Regions from separate parts of the Homo sapiens genome. Here region 1 is linked to region 2. The links are chromatin loops, found by intact Hi-C in ENCODE. Cell type or tissue: heart right ventricle. All regions are shown on one strand. Links, peaks and the distances in the headings refer to the core of each region. The heading gives the core; the rest is flanking DNA.

The links. Peaks named below come from ENCODE experiments on the same cell type or tissue, not always from the same donor. Only the 100,000 strongest peaks of a DNase experiment are listed, where the experiment ranks them.
Region 1: it touches region 2 in a loop (2.1-fold over the local background); 28 of 110 quality-filtered maps call a loop at or near these places.

The regions. Positions count from the first base shown.
Region 1 is chr21:37,272,187-37,277,571 of GRCh38, reverse strand. No RefSeq gene overlaps it. Among named protein-coding and RNA genes, the nearest start is that of VPS26C, 7.5 kb to the right of the region's middle. In heart right ventricle, for the core only: no CTCF peak of the experiment used is centred there; no DNase peak of the experiment used is centred there.
Region 2 is chr21:37,335,937-37,341,321 of GRCh38, reverse strand. No RefSeq gene overlaps it. Among named protein-coding and RNA genes, the nearest start is that of DYRK1A, 28 kb to the left of the region's middle. In heart right ventricle, for the core only: no CTCF peak of the experiment used is centred there; DNase peaks (open chromatin) are centred at 2,071 and 2,601; H3K4me3 peaks cover 377 bases; H3K27ac peaks cover 2,912 bases.

The sequences.
Region 1 (5,385 bases), core at 52-5,051, 64 kb after region 2:
GATGTTTCTTTTTTGTTTGTTTGTTTTTTGTTTTTGTTTTTGTTTTGAGACGCAGTCTCGCACTGTCACCCGGGCTGGAGTGCACTGGCACGATCTCGGCTCACTGCAACCTCCGCCTCCCGGGTTCAAGCAATTCTCCTACCTCAACCTCCCAAGTAGCTGGGATTACAGGCACATGCCGCCACGCCCAGCTGATTTTTGTATTTTTCAGTAGAGATGGGGTTTCACCATCTTGGCCAGGCTGGTCTCAAACTCCTGACCTTGTGATCCGCCCGCCTCGGCCTTCCAAAGTGCTGGAATTACAGGCGTGAGCCACTGCACCTGGCCTCCTTTGTGATGTTTCTATCAGTCATGTAGAAAGTCTTCCTACCTCTACCCCACTGAAGTTTTAACAATTCCATTGTATTTCTCTTTTCTGTGTGGTTTAATTTTTTAAATTAAAATTTTTTTAAATTAGCTAAAACATTTACATGGATACAGAGTCAAAATTCTATGACATAACATGCAGAGATGTCTTGCTTCTCTTCCTGTCTCCCTGCCCTATTCTGTCTTTTCCCCTTCGGTAATCATTTGATCTGGTCACCTACTGCCGCATCACAAACCACCTCAAAACTCAGTGGCTTAGGACAATGGCCACTGTATTATTTTTCACAATTCTACTGGTGGACTGTGGCTCAGCTGAGTGGTCCTTTTGCCAGTCTCACTTTGTGTCGTTCACGTGACTGCAGTTTTATGGCAGTGGAGTGGAAATCCCGAGATGGCTTCATGTGTATGTTGGGTCCTTGTGGACATGGCAGGAGGGCCATTCTTGGTGGCTACGCTGGGGGAGCTGGGGTTTTCTCTCTCTCTCCCACCCCTTCTTTCTCCATATTGTTCAGGGCCTCTCCTCTTTGTGGTCCTTCAACAGTGTCTCCATCAGGGTCACTGGGCTCCTTACATCATACTCAGCCCTCCCAGCATGTAAAAGCAGAAGTTGCCAGGTCAGGCCTTTTTTTTTTTCGAAATAGGGTCTTGCTCTGTCATCCAGGCTGGAATGTAGTGGTGTAATCATAGGTCACTGCAGCCTCAAACTCCTGGGCTCAAGCAATCCTCCCACCTCAGCCTCCTGAGTAGCTGGGATTACAGGCGCATGCCACTGTGACCAGCTAATTAAAAAAATTTTGTTGTTGTTGTTGTAGAGATAGGTCTCACTGGGTTGCCCATGCTGGTCTCAAAATCCTGACCTCAAGCGATCCTCCCACCTTGGCTCATAGTTTTGGGACTACAGGCATGAGCCACTGTGCCAGGCCTGTTGCCAGGCCTTTTTAAGATTTAGGTGCAGAGGCTGGGTGCGGTGGCTCATGCCTGTAATCCCAGCACTTTGGGAGGCTGAGGCAGGGGGATAACCTCAGATTGGGAGTTCGAGACCAGCCCGACCAACATGGAGAAACCCCATCTCTACTAAAAATACAAAAGCAGCAGAGCATGGGGTGCATGCCTATAATCCTAGCCACTCGGGAGGCTGAGGCAAGAGAATTGCTTGAACCCGGGAGGTGGAGGTTGCGGTGAGCTGAGATCACGCCATTGCACTCCAGCCTGGGCGACAAGAGCAAAACTCTGTTTAAAAAAAAAAAAGATTTAGGTGCAGAACTCTCACTGCCTTCCACTGGCTAAAATGAGTCCCAGGTGCCACTCTCTGTATGACACGTCCTAGGCTCCTCCTCCTCCCCCTGCCCCCCACCGGTTCATCTCTTTTGAGATTTGTTCTGGCTATTCTCCCTTATTTATTATTCCAAATAAATTTTATAATCAACCTGCCTGGCTCCATAAATAAATTAATATTTTTGTTAGTGTTAATTTAAATATATAAATTAAGCAGAGGAGACTTAACATTTTTATGATGTTACACTTTCCTATCCAAGATAATGGTATGTTTGCCTTCTGTTCAAATCTACTGTGACGTCTCATGCAAGACTTTAGTAGTTTTTCTCATATAAGTTTTCCATACTTTTCATTAAGTCTGTGCCTTAACTTGTTTTATTATTTCCTGAACTCTTTAATCCAACTAGGTCTTTTCTTCTCTCTCTTCCTTTTTTTTGATATATGCTGTTATGGTAAAATCTAAATGAATTTTTCTTCTAAATAGCATTTAGTGTAATATCATTTACTGAGTAATCCCCTGTTCTTTATAGATTTGCAATGCCTCTTTTATCATTTATTGAAATTTCATATACAACTTGAATATATACAATAAAAAATAAATAGGCCGGGCGTGGTGGCTCACACCTGTAATCCCAGCACTTTGGGAGGATGAGGCGGGCAGATCATCACAAGGTCAGAAGATAGAGACTATCCTGGCTAACACGGTGAAACCCCGTCTGTACTAAAAATACAAAAAATTAGCCGGGCGTGGTGGCTGCGCCTGTAGTCCCAGCTACTCGGGAGGCTGAGGCAGGAGAATCCCTTGAACCCGGGAGGCCGAGGTTGCAGTGAGCCGAGATCGTGCCACTGCACTCCAGCCTGGGTGACAGAGTGAGACTCCGTCTCAAAAATAAATAAATAAATAAATAAATAAATAAATAAATAAATAAATAATCCTATACATAATATGTTGGGATCTGTTCTGAATGATCTGTCCTATCCAATTGCTCTTATGTCAGGATGATGCTCTTTTAATTCTTACAGTTATACTATATTTTATGCCTAGTAAAAACCTTTCTCCTACAATTAGCTCTTTAAAGAGATGTCATTTCAAAATACTTCTTTATTTTTTCAGAAGAATTTTAACAGAATTTCATTGAATTTCCTCATGAAAAATTTTATTAGGATATTGAGAGTAATTAGCTCTAAAAATTAATTGTATACAACTGGACATTTTAAAATAGATTTTCTATTCAGAAATACTGTAAATCTCTATTTTGCCATATTTCACATTTCTTAATTCAGCCTTATAGCTTTTCTCATGTAACTAAAACATAGATCACATTCAAATTACTCCAAATATTTTATATTTTGATTGCTATTGAGAATACAGTCTGTATCTTCATTTTATTTTCTAACTGGTTGTTGCTGTTAAATCGTAATGCCTATTGATTTTTGCATACGTAGGCTGTTTCAAAATTTACAGGCATACATATAGATGACCAAAAAAGTACCAGTCTTCATTTCTCTATAAATTAACCCAGTTTAGCTCCCCAGTAACCATTTCTGCTGAGGACAGGGGAGAAGAAAATCAGTCTCATTATTCAGTTGGAACCCAGCTGATAGCCAGTGTTTTAGAATTCTCTTTTCACATCCTCAGTCTCCTTCTTACCTTTCCCCAAAAGCATTCTACTTGGGATGGAGAGAGGCATATGGTTCAAAAATGCCATGTCCCTTGCCTATCTGCCAACGTCCCAGCTGGAGTGTCTCAAAATCCCATCTCTGCACAGGCAATAGCACACTAGAGGGACCGCTAGAAAGAGCCGGGACTCCCCCTTGGCTGACTCAGCCCATACCTCTAACTTTTGGGTTATTTTAATCATTTGATTCTTCTCTCTCGAGCTCCGAGTTTCCTGTCATGTTTTCTATTGCCCTGCGCATTTCTAACCCCAACTGGGACGTTGACTCCAAGCATGAAATACAGCTGGATCCCACCCCAGGAGCTACTTCTGCTCTTCTCATTCTATTCCCCTTCCTCTAGACCAAACCATGTTTCAGATCTTTGGCAAAGTGCTCTTCAACACACATTTTTTGCTTCAGGGTATAAACTTGATGGAGAGAGAGTTGAGGGGCACCTGCTGGGAATGACAAGGAATTTTAAAAATACTTCAGCTTAATATTTCAAAAATATTATCCTACTTTGTAAATTTATCTTCTCTTCTTTTGTTATGGAACTCAAGTGTATACAAAGGCAGAGTGAATGAGTGAATAAAACCTTTCCTCCTCCTCCTCCTGTACCCCTTCCCTCTTCCTCCATTTCCTCCCCTCCTTCTCCGCCCCTCCCCATCCTACTTTCTCCCCTCCCCCCTCCTCCTTCTCCACCCCTCCTCATCCTCCTCTTTCTCCCCTCCCCCTCCTCCTCCTTCTCCCTCTTCCTCCTCCTAGAGTTATTTAGAAGCAAATCCCAGATAGCATATCATTTCACTCTGACCAAATTTCCAAACTTTTTCCAATAATTTTTCAGAGGATTCTTTTTTTACCTGTATCCCATAGGTTTTGGTGTGAAGCATTCATACTTTGTTATTTTTAGTCTGGTATCATATTTTTACTTGTTTCTTGACAAATAAGAAACAAATATTGTATTTTAATCACATTTTAATAAAAAATTTATATAAAATATAAAATTTATATATAAATTTTATTTTTATAAAATTCATTAAACATTTTTATATAAATTTTTATGTATGTTTACATTTTAAAATTCTATTTTATTTTCTAATTTTATTTATTTTATTTTATTTTAATTAATTTTTTTTTTAGATGAAATCTCACTCTGTCACCCAGGCTGGAGTACAGTGACGTGATCTCAGCTCACTACAACCTCTGCCTCCCAGGTTCAAGTGATCCTCTAGCCTCAGCTTCCCGGGGACCTGGGATTACAGGCCTGCGCCACCACGCCTGGCTAATTTTTGTATTTTTAGTACCGATGAGGTTTCACCATTTTGGCTAGGCTAATGTCGAACTCCTGACCTCAGATGATCCACACTCCTTGGCCTCCCAAAGTGCTGGGATTACAGGTGTGAGCCACCACACCTGGCTAATTTATCTTTAATTTAAATTTTATTTTAAAATTTTATTTTTCTTTATTTATATATAAATTTCATATATATTGTTTATAAAAAACAAATATTGTATTTTTATGTGTTTGTTTACAAAGAATGCTTCACATTTTGTTATTTGAGAAAGTGTGTCTTAACTGCCAAGTGGTGTAAGTTGTGGTAGTTAAGGTATCCAGGACATCCTTAATCAAACTTGTACATAATCAACATTGAGATGTTCTTAGTGGCCATACATGCAATTGTCTCAGTCCATTCATGCTGTTATAACAAAATACCACAGAGTGGGTAATTTCTAAACAATAGAAGTTCATTTCTCATAGTTCCGAAGACTGGGAAGTTTAAGAACAAGGTACCAGCACGTTGTGTCTGGTTCCACTCTGCTTCCAAGATGGCGCCTTGAATGCTGAGTCCTCCAGAAGGGACAAATGCCATGTCCTCTCTTGGCAGAAGGGACAGAAGGGCAAAAGGACTAGCTAGCTCCCTTCCATTCCTTTTATAGGGCACTAATCCCATCTATGAGGATGGTGTTCTGGGTTGAATTGTTTCCCTGCCAAATTAAGGTCCTAGCCCTTGGTACTTCAGAATGTGACGGTATTTGGAAGTAGGGTCTTTACAAAGGTAATCAAGTTAAAAGGGGGTCATTAGT
Region 2 (5,385 bases), core at 268-5,267:
AGTACCTCCAGGCTTAAAAAATCTAAAGAGACACCTCAATCAATCACAATGAATGGGAACTTTTTTGGATCCTGATTCGAACAACTTGTTTAAAAAATTACAGGACAATCGGGGAAATGGAGCACTGACTGGATTTTGGTGATATTCAAGAATAATTGTTATAGTAAGGTCCTTTCTTTCTTTCTTTCTTTTTTTTTTTTTGACAGAGTCTTCCTTTGTCACTCAGACTGGAGAGCAGTGTTGCAATCACGGCTCACTGCAGCCTCAATCTCCTGGGCTCAAGCCATCCTCCAGCCTCAGTCTCTCCAGTAGCTGGGACTACAGGCGCAGCCACAATGCCAGGCTAATTTTTGTATTTTTTGTAGAGACTGGGTCTCTCTGTGTTGCCCAGGCTGGTCTCAAACTCCTGGGCTCAGGTGATCCTTCCTCCAGGGTCTCCCAAAGGGCTGAGATTATGGGTGTGAGCCGCCACGTCCAGCCTGTATTCTTTTTTTTTTTTTTTTTGAGATGGAGTTTCGCTCTTGTTGCCCAGGCTGGAGTACAATGGAGCAATCTTGGCTCACTGCAACCTCCACCTCCCAGGTTCAAGCGATTCTCCTGCCTCAGCCTCCCAAGTAGCTGGGATTATAGGTGCCTACCACCACACCCAGCTAATTTTTGTATTTTTACTAGAGACGGGGTTTCACCATGTTGGACCAGACTGGTCTCCAACTCCTGTCCTCAGGTGATCCGCCTGCCTCTGTCCCGTGTTCTTTTTTGAATAGTTTTTATCTTTTAGGAATTCTAATGGAAATGACAGGATGTCTGGCATTTACTTCAAAATAATCTGAGTTGGAAAGTAGGTGGGATTATAGATGGAATAAGACTGGCCAAAAAGCTAATAACACATGTAGAGTCTGAGGGATGAGGACATGACGTTCATGATCAAATTCTCTCTAACTTGATGTCTGTTTGAAATTTTCCATAACAATTTTTAAACAACAACCAGGAAAAACAAATATTGTGACAAACGAACAATAAGACAGGAAGAAAAAGCCGGATTTTGTGTGTGTTCCATTTCCTACTAGGCAACTCCTCAGGTATATTGAGAAGAAATAAACTTGTATTTTAAGGTAAATAAAAGGAATGAGAAACAGGAAAAGGGAGAAGCCCAGTGCTTTTATTTTCCCAAATAACGCTAATATCACTGCACATTTGCATAACGTTTTATGGTTTCAAAGTACTTTTATCTCATTTGCTCTTGGAAGAAGCCTGGTAAGCATATTTGCTGTCATATATGACATGTGATAATATGTCTTGATTATGTTGTTTTTGCATTAAAAAAACTATTTGCTTTAAACCCCTGAAAATATTTCCTTATTAGTCTCTTAGTTATGCTTAAGGATTTATTTCCTGTCCTAGCTTTTGGATGGAAAACTCAGCCTGAATGTCTATTTACAATATTAGAATGCTTAAATGTTCCCCTCTCATGGTTTGGTGCAATTTTATTTTCCTTTTTAGCTCCTATTTGAGGGAATGTACAGGGGTGGGGGAAACCCCTTTTTTATTTCCTTTGAGTCTACCCAGCTGTTTTATTTTGCGTTTGCTTATTTCCCATCCTTCCAGAGTGTGAAGCCATCAGAAGTGTTCTGTTCTTTTTAATACTTTATCAGCATGTCATTTATTAGCCACATTATTCTTTATCTCTTTCCTGTGAAAGCTTTTAAAGTAGAAATTGATGAAGCCATGTCTTTTGTTACTTACATATTATGCCATCAACATTTACAAGTACATTATAAGATTTAAACATAATATCCTAACTTAATGATCCAATTTTTCTTTTCCTTTTTTTCTTTTCTTTTCTTTTTTTTTTTTTTTGGCAACTCAGGTTCCAGGATTCTACCCTGAGCACAGGAAACAACTAGAGTCCATCCCCCACCGCGCCTCCGCACTACTCCCCGGGTATTAAAAATTCTGAGCCAGTCACAGACCTTTAACAAGGTCAAGAGCACTAAATGCCTTATCTTTATGAGGGCAACACATTCCTAAATTGACATGAAAGACCTGGCTGTGTTTGGCCGGCACTGGTGTTTATGGAGACACAACTGCCATTCAAGCATGCGAGGAATGATACGTCATACCAAGACCGTCCTACAAGGATCCCTAAGCAGTGCATGGATGGTGGAGAAGGGAGTTGCCCCAGGGTGAAGGCTTCCCTGGGCTCTGACAGGGGTTACTGGATGACTCTGCAAATATTAAATATAGCTGCATGAATCACACTACAAAATTCCAGGCCTGAAATCTGGTGTCAGGCATAACAATTTGTTCTCCCTCCCTTGCTCATGAATAGCAAAGAATCAATTGAAGAAATTTTGGTCTGTTTAGAGAGCACTCGTGTTTTGTTCCTCCCTCTGGAACACACGTTCTGCATTTGACATGACACATGCTTCTCAAGTGTTATTTTGTGTTTATTAATCTTTGAACTGAATTGCCAGTCCTTCAACTAGAAAGACATTTTCCCAGAACCCTCCTGACTCATGCTAAGGGTACACAACAGCTGATAAACTCCAGTGACCTCAGAGGAGACAGATGGGCCATGTGGCTTCTAACACCCACGTGGCTGTCTGGACCATGGATGACAGCATAGCCCAGGTTAAGCTGGTTGGCAGAAATGCTCAGGACTTTTCCACATTTACCAAGCTGAAAATAGTGGTTATGTCACCTGCTCTTCCATTCTGTCACATCACTTTCCGTATTATCACCTTCTTTACCACTATCCCTCCTTCCTTGCGTGCGTCCGTGCATAGTTTTCCTTATAATTACAAAATAATATGTGCTCATTGTAATAGTAACAAGAGCTAACATTTATTGATTGCTTATATGGTGAACTCTGCTAAAAGCTTAAAAGTATGAATTCGTTCATCTTCAGCAATTCTGTGGGATAGGTATTTTGATCTCCATGTTGCAAATAAGAAAAGCTTGACCATGAAGGGCTCAGAAAGTTTATCACCCAACCATCCTTTCTGAAAATATTTCCTTCGGGGGGGAAAAAGTAATTCAAGAAAGATAATTAAATTCAAAACATGAAAAAGTGGTAACAAATATAAATAAACTGATAAAATTTATACTGAGATCTTAAGATTAAGACATTTAAGAAACTATTTTAAAGAGAAAGAGAAATGTAGAAAGAATTTTATTGCTCAATTGGAACTGAAATTTTAGATTATTCCTACAAAGCATGAGATGTTTAAGATCTTATCTTATTCCAGAGGGAAAAATTATGGATACTGATTCATTCTAAATGTTTATGGAGAAAGATGTTTAAAAGGTCTTATTAAATTAAAGGCCATCTCCTCTAAACTGCCAAGGTCATCGAAACAAAGAAACTGTCATAGCCAACAAGAACCTAAGGGAGACAGGAGGCTGATGTCGTGTGGTATGTTGACACAGATTGTAAAATTTTGACAAAAACCTGGGAAATGTGCATAAACTACAGATTTTAGCTAATAAAATGTGTCACTATTGGTTCATTAATTTTGGCAAGCATACCATATCCATGGAAGCTATGAATACTAAAGGAAACTGGGTGTACTAGGTGTAGAGTAAACAGAAACTCTCTGTACTGCCTACAGCACTTTCCTTTTTCTTTTTAGAATCTAAGTCCTAAAAACATTACTCTAAAGTAAAAATATTTATTCTAAATAATTCTAAGTTAATTCTAATTTAAAATTAATTTATTCTAAAATATAAAGTTTATTTTTAAAAATAGGAGCAACCTCATAGGGCTGTCGTAAGGATTAAATGAGATCATCAATATAAAAAGGTCTGCATAGGGGCTGGAACATAGCAGGTGTTCAAGGAACATGAGCCTTTACCTGAAAATAGACAAATAGGAAGAAAGCCCAGCTCCGTGGGGTGCACCTGTAGTCTCAGCTACTCTGGAGGCTGACGGAGTAGGATCCCTTGAGGCCAGGAGTTCAAAGGCCAACCTGGGCAACATAGCAAGATCCCATCTCTAAAAAAAAAAAAAAAGAAAAAAAAAGAAATAGTACGTATAACTTTTCAAACAACCAGAAGAGAGTTTTAAAAAAAGAAAATTCAGTGTATAAAAAAAAAATCCTAGGAAATAAGAAAGTAAAAGAAATAATAAAGAGAACAATGTAATAAAAAACATAAAATATCAGAAATCAGTAACTATATTAAATGTGAATGGGTTCAACTCACTATTTATTTATTTATTTATGACAGGGTCTCACTCTGTCACCCAGACTGTAGTGCAGAGGCACAATCATGGCTCACTGCAGCCTCGACCTCCCAAGCTCAGGTGACCCTCCCGCCTGTCACCTGAGTAGCTGGGACTACAGGCATGTGCCACCACGCCCAGTTAATCTTTGTATTTTTGGTAGAGACGGGGTTTCGCCATGTTGTCCAGGCTGCTCTCGAACACCTGGGCTTAAGCCATCCACACACCTCAGCCTCCCAAAGTGCTGGGGTTACAGGTGTGAGCCACCACACTCAGCCTCAACTCTGTTAAAGGGAAACATTTCACACCCCTTAAGACGTCTACTATAAAAAATAAAAATAAAACCAAAAACTCCACAAAAATAACAAATGTTGGCAGAATGTGAAGTAATTAGAACGCTTGTGCACAGTTGATGGGAAAGTAAAATGGTGAAGCCACTATTGAAAACAGTATGGCAGTCCCTGGAAAAATTAAACAGAATTACTATGAGATCCAGTAACTCAACTTCTGGGTATATACCTCAAAGATTTGCAAGCAAGATCTTGAAGGGATATTTACATATCTATGTCCATTGTAGCATTGTTCACGAGAGCCAAAAGGTAGAAGCAAATAAATGGATAAACAAAATATAAGGCAGGCGAGGTGACTCATGCCTGTAATCTCAGCACTTTGGGAGGCCAAGGTGGGAGGATCACTTGAGCCCAGGCATTGGAGACCAGCCTGGGCAACATAGCGAGACCTGGAATTTACAAAAATATTTAAAAATTAGCCAGGCCTGATGGTGCACCTCTGTAGTCCTTGGGAGACTGAGGTGAGAGGATCACTTAAGCTGGGAGATCAAGGCTGCAATGAGCTGCGATAGTGCCACTGTACTCCAGCCTGAGCGACAGAGTGAGACCCTGTCTCAAAAAAAAAAAAAAAAAAAAAAAAAAAAGGCTGGGCGCAGTGGCAGCTCACTCCTGTAATCCCAGCACTTTGGGAGACTGAGGCAGGTGGATAACTTGAGGTCAGGAGTTCAAGACCAGCCTGGCCAACATGGTGAAACCTTTCTCTACTTAAAAATACAGAAAATTAGTGATAGGCACTTGTAATCCCAGCTACTCGGGAGGCTGAGGTAGGAGAATCACTTGAACCCGGGAGGCAGAGCTTGCAGTGAGCCAAGA